Regions from separate parts of the Homo sapiens genome. Here region 1 is linked to region 2. The links are chromatin contacts, found by Hi-C or POLR2A ChIA-PET in ENCODE. All regions are on one chromosome and are shown on one strand. The core of a region is the stretch at or near the end of the contact, and the rest is flanking DNA. Distances in the headings are between cores, read along the strand shown. Region 1 holds the start of BHLHA9 (basic helix-loop-helix family member a9). Region 2 holds the start of MRM3 (mitochondrial rRNA methyltransferase 3).

Evidence for each region. A loop is a pair of places that touch in the nucleus more often than their neighbours do. ChIA-PET counts read pairs that join two places held with the same protein, here RNA polymerase II (POLR2A). Pooled maps may share reads with other maps.
Region 1: a loop to region 2 is called in a pooled map, with 4 times the contacts of the local background. The contact joins the promoter of BHLHA9 here to the promoter of MRM3 in region 2. A Hi-C loop is called at or near these places in 2 of 50 pooled maps. POLR2A ChIA-PET finds 5 or more read pairs at or near these places in 3 of 52 experiments (Panc1, WTC11 and activated CD4-positive, alpha-beta T cell).

What each region holds. Positions count from the first base shown.
Region 1 is chr17:1,269,179-1,271,879 of GRCh38, forward strand. It overlaps BHLHA9 (basic helix-loop-helix family member a9), which reads left to right and starts at 1,266. Exons shown (of 1, transcript NM_001164405.2): 1 at 1,266-2,637. The coding sequence starts at 1,386. The coding sequence ends at 2,093. RefSeq lists enhancers at 1-63, 1,668-2,418.
Region 2 is chr17:781,095-783,874 of GRCh38, forward strand. MRM3 (mitochondrial rRNA methyltransferase 3) reads left to right here and starts at 1,259. Exons shown (of 4, transcript NM_018146.4): 1 at 1,259-1,598; 2 at 1,989-2,233. The coding sequence starts at 1,285. GLOD4 (glyoxalase domain containing 4) reads right to left here and starts at 1,186. Exons shown (of 9, transcript NM_016080.4): 1 at 1,072-1,186. The coding sequence starts at 1,161. RefSeq lists enhancers at 117-216, 1,217-1,566, 1,238-1,786.

The DNA of each region.
Region 1 (2,701 bases), core at 16-2,515, 490 kb after region 2:
AATGGGGTTATTGGCAATGCTCTTTTGGCGAGATGGATGTGAACCACACACCCATTCCAATGCCATAGGCCTTGGCATCTTAGAGGCATTTGGATTGTGACTGGGAATGAGTGGCCTTCAGGCGCTCCAAATAACTCAGCTGTGGATGCCGGAAATTCTACTGGGGGTCTTTCTTTGGGAATAAACATCATCTTTTTTCTGAGACCCTCTTTCAAATGCAAATCCCTGGGGGAAGAGGACAGAGGCTGCTCATTGAGTTCATAACCTGGCAGGGCTGTGTCACAAGATGGGGCTGCCCGAGGGCTCTGGACCCCAAAGATGCCCCTGATGTGGACCCAGGGCTGCAAAGGGATCTTCCCCGTCACCCTCTGCTGCTGACTCATCCCAGCTCTGCCTGCAGAAGGGGAGTCAAAGGGCAGTGGAGGGAGAGTCAGGCCCAACCAAAACCCGAACCCCAATTGCAGCCAGCCGCCCTCCATAGCTGAAAAAGCCGGAAGCTCTGGGTCAGCTTTACCTGCAGGGCCCTGCGCCTCCCATATGAGTCCTGCCGGGACACTCATGCTTTTCCTCAGTGACATCTCTGTGGTTGCCCACGGGACTTGACAAGAACTTTCAAGGTTTTGTTGTTGTTTTTGTTGTTGTTTTTCTGAGACGGAGTCTCGTTCTGTCTCCCAGGCTAGAGTGCAGTGGTGCGATCTCGGCTCACTGCAACCTCCAGCTCCTGGGCTCAAGCCATTCTCCTGCCTCAGCCTCCCGAGTAACTGGGATTACAGGCGCCTGCCACCACGCCCGGCTAATTTTTGTGTTTTTAGTAGACGGGGTTTTATATACTCTGTTGGCCAGGCTGGTCTCGAACTCCTGAACTCAAGTGATCCGCCCGCCTCGGCCTCCCAAACTGCTGGGATGACAGGCGTGAGCCCCAGTGCCCGGCCCTCTGCCTCTTTTTATTCCTATCAGCTCTCCTGCTAGAAGCCAAACTTAGCACCTTATCTGGGAATGGGGAGGAAGAATGTGGAACCCAGACACCCCACAGCGGCCCCAGAGCTAGGCAGGGCAAGGTCCCCGGGGCAGCGTGGCCGGGCTGCCCGTCTGGTCCCCGCTTACAAGAACCTGCAAGCTTCCCTCCTTGCTTTCCTTCTTCCCCTCGGTTCCTCCCCCGCCGACCTACCTGGAGGCCGATAATAAAGCAGGAGGAGGGAGATGGATGGACGGGAGGGCGGGGCGCCGCGTGGTGCCATAAAGCCCAGCTGGAAGGGGCCTGTCTCGGGAGTGTCCAGCCCCAGGAGCCGGGGACCGTCCGCGTCGCGAGCCGGGCCAAGGCAGTGGGCAGAGGGCAGAGGGCAGAGGGCCGGGGCTGGGGCAGAGGGCGAGTGCCCGGGAAGGCCATGCTGCGGGGCGCGCCAGGACTAGGCCTCACGGCGCGGAAGGGGGCCGAGGACTCTGCGGAGGACTTGGGGGGCCCCTGCCCCGAGCCCGGGGGCGATTCGGGGGTGCTGGGGGCGAACGGCGCTTCCTGCAGCCGGGGCGAGGCGGAGGAGCCGGCGGGCAGGAGGCGCGCGCGGCCGGTGCGGTCCAAGGCGCGGCGCATGGCCGCCAACGTGCGGGAGCGCAAGCGCATCCTAGACTACAACGAGGCCTTCAACGCGCTGCGCCGGGCGCTGCGGCACGACCTGGGCGGCAAGAGGCTCTCCAAGATCGCCACGCTGCGCAGGGCCATCCACCGCATCGCCGCGCTCTCCCTGGTCCTGCGCGCCAGCCCCGCGCCCCGCGGGCCCTGCGGACACCTGGAGTGCCACGGCCCGGCCGCGCGCGGGGACACCGGGGACACAGGCGCCAGCCCCCCGCCGCCTGCAGGGCCCAGCCTCGCGCGCCCAGACGCCGCCCGCCCCTCGGTGCCGTCCGCGCCCCGCTGCGCCTCGTGCCCCCCGCACGCGCCCCTGGCACGGCCCAGTGCGGTGGCCGAGGGGCCGGGCCTAGCACAGGCCTCCGGGGGAAGCTGGCGCCGCTGTCCGGGGGCTTCCTCTGCCGGGCCGCCTCCCTGGCCGCGGGGCTACCTGCGATCCGCCCCCGGGATGGGCCATCCGCGCTCCTGACCGGCCTCGAGGCACCGGCTGGGCTGCAGGGAGGCCGGGCTGGCAGCTGGACTATAAAACCCGGGACTGCAAAGGCGTCTTGGACAGAGCAGAACTGGACCGGCTGAGACCTGGCGTGGAAGAGAAGGAGCTCGCCAGAGAGAAGGAGCTCCGGGACCCGGGGTTGCGCCCCCACATCCCAGCCTGGGGCAGAGAGAAGGAGCTCCGGGGCCTGGGGCTGCGCCCCCACATCCCAGCCTAGGGAGGCAGTTGCCAGAAAGGCTCAGGATCCTGAACTCATCTTGGACTCGAACTCGTCTTGGAATGCCGCCTTCGCACTCCTGCGCCTCCGAGCCCTGTGTGTTCTCGATGCTTTTAGGAGAGTGAGGGCTTTGAGGCAGGAGGTGTGGGAGCGTGGGAATGCGGGTGGGGCCTGCTGTGGTCTCGTGGGCACATGAGTGCGGAGTCCCCTTCCCTGCCTGCGCTGCTGCCCAAGCCTGATCCGGGAGAGGCAGGATCCGGGAGAGGCAGGCAGGGGCAGCAGCCAAATAAAAGGAAAAACTCATTTCTCTCCGATACCACGACTCCAGTGGGCCCCGTGGCCCAGGGTGGCAGGAACGCCTGAGGGC
Region 2 (2,780 bases), core at 9-2,508:
ATTTTTAGTAGAGACAGGGTTTCACCATGTTGGCCAGGCTGGTGTCCAACTCCTGACCTCCAGTGATCCACCCGCCTTGGCCTCCCAAAGTGCTGAGATTACAGGCGTGGGCCACCGCGCCGGCACGTGTTTAATCTTTGCAACAACCTTTTGATCGACGAGGAAATACTAACAAGGGACAGCTCTGTGGTTTCTGCTATCGAAAGTTTGGTGGTTTTTCACTATCAAATTCTGACTTCCATTACCATCATCTACGTACAAATCCAGTTCCAACTCCCACCCCAACCCAGGCCATGAGCTCTAATGGAGGATATATATCAGGGTCATTTGCACCTTTGTTGCCAAAACTCAACGTAGTACCCTGAAAATAGCAGATATTTTAAAAATGACCTGACGAATTCAGATCCCCGTCTATTGCACCGTCTATACACTAAACCGCGCTCTTGCACCTTTCAAGTCTTCCTTAGTGGTGTGTTCCCTACCTCCCTGGCTTATCAAAGGAGGTCCCCAAAACCCAGTTCCCCAACCAACTGAATCCTGCAAATAACAGCTCCTCAGGACCCGAGACAGACCGCTTCTGGGTGCTGTTGAAAAGCAGATGGGTTGAGAGTTGGAGCATATATTCAGAGACTGAGTATCCGAAACGGACTATTCAGACCAGCCTTGCTAGAAGCAGAACTCTGAATACGCTGATTTTATCTACATCAAAGGCTCCAAACCGGAAAACACAAATATTAACTAGAAAGCATTATATAACATTTTATTTACCGTCTTTTCCGGTAGACGGTAAGCTCCACAAGGGCGGGGCTCAATAAACGTTTACGAGTGGCTTAAATGAAAGGACGTGCGTGGGCACACCGCGGGGACTAATCGTGTTAGGCCCTTCTCCAAGGCCTATGATCCCCAACGGCAACTCGCCACGCTCCTGAAGCTGAACACCGCGCAGGGCCTAAGGTCGGACACCCTCCGGCTTAGGTTCACGACACACCCATTTTCCCCTCCCTCCGCCAGGGCCGGCTCGGGCGCCGGTTCCAGCCTCGCGCGCCAGCCCCTGTCGGCCCCGGCCTGCACCTTCATCCCCAGGACGTCCCGATAGAAACGCGCCGTCTGGAAGCGGTTTCCCACTTTGAATACGAAGTGCAGAGCTCTGCGAGCAGCCATGATTCCCGCCGCACGCAGCCGTCACGCGCACCGTACAGCCCAGTCCACGAAGGGCGCCACGGGCCGTGACGTCACTAGCCGCCGACGGCGCGCTTTCGTGACGCAGCCCGGGTCTCAGGGAACATGGCGGCGCTGGTGAGACCCGCGAGGTTTGTCGTGCGACCGTTGCTGCAGGTGGTCCAGGCTTGGGACCTTGACGCGAGGCGCTGGGTCCGGGCGCTGCGGCGGAGCCCAGTGAAAGTGGTGTTTCCTTCCGGAGAGGTGGTGGAACAGAAGCGCGCTCCTGGGAAGCAGCCCCGCAAGGCACCATCTGAGGCCAGTGCCCAGGAGCAACGAGAGAAACAACCGCTCGAGGAGTCCGCATCCCGCGCTCCCAGCACCTGGGAAGAGTCTGGGCTTCGCTACGATAAAGCTTATCCCGGGGACAGGAGGCTGAGGTGATGTGGTTCTTGAGCCTGTCGAATGTTCTCGTTTCCCTTCCCGTCGCACAGCGGAACCTTAACCTCCTTCCGATGGAGGACTTCTTCCAGTACAGCCCGCTGGTTTTTGTATTATGCACAGAGGGCCGAATAAGCGTCTTTGGAATTAGCTTCTGTTTCTCCTTAGCTCTTTGTTGTTGTTTTTGTTTCACCATGTTAGCCAGGCTGATCTGGAACTCCTGACCTCAGGTGATCCGCCCGCCTCGGCCTCCCAATGTGCTGGGATTACAGGCGTGAGCCACCGCGCCCGGCCCTCTCCGTAGCTCTTTATTTCTGTTACAACTAAGCGTGTCTCAGTAACAAGGATGTTGATAGTTACCTGTTTTTTTTTTTTATTTCCATCTACAGCAGTGTAATGACAATAGTAAAGTCCAGGCCATTTCGGGAAAAACAAGGGAAGATCCTGCTGGAAGGTCGCAGGCTCATTTCAGACGCTCTCAAGGCTGGAGCTGTGCCAAAAATGTTCTTCTTTAGCCGTCTAGAATACCTAAAGGAGTTGCCAGTCGATAAGCTGAAAGGTGTCAGCCTCATTAAGGTGAAATTTGAGGATATCAAGGATTGGTCCGACCTCGTAACGCCACAAGGAATAATGGGTTAGTGATTACCCAGTGTATCTTTTTTTTTTTTTGTCTTGTTCTGTCACCCAGGCTGGAGTGCAATGGCGCGATCTCGGCCCACTGCAACCTCCGCCTCTCGGGTTCAAGGGATTCTCTTGCCTCAGCCTCCGCAGTAGCTGGGATTACAGGCGTCTGCCACCATGCCCGGGTGATTTTTGTATTTTTAGTAGAGGTGGGGTTTCACCATGTTGGCCAGGCTGACGTCGAACTTGTGACCTCAGGTGATCCTCCTGCCTCGGCCTCCCAAAGTGCTGGGATTACAGGCGTGAGCCACCATGCCTGGCCTTACACAGTGTATCTTAAGGTGTGGAGACCTAGGATTAATTTCTCATACTTGTCTTAGGACAGCAGCATTGAAATGAAATTCAAAATGTTACAATTAGAAAAATATAATTCTCAAACCTGTGTATCTTAGAGTATTTTCAATGGAAATTGAAACCCGTTTTTCACTATCATTTGTGTTGTGGCTCTTTATGGTCTCTAGGAAGAACCACTATTCCTCAAACCTTCTATTTTTTAGATT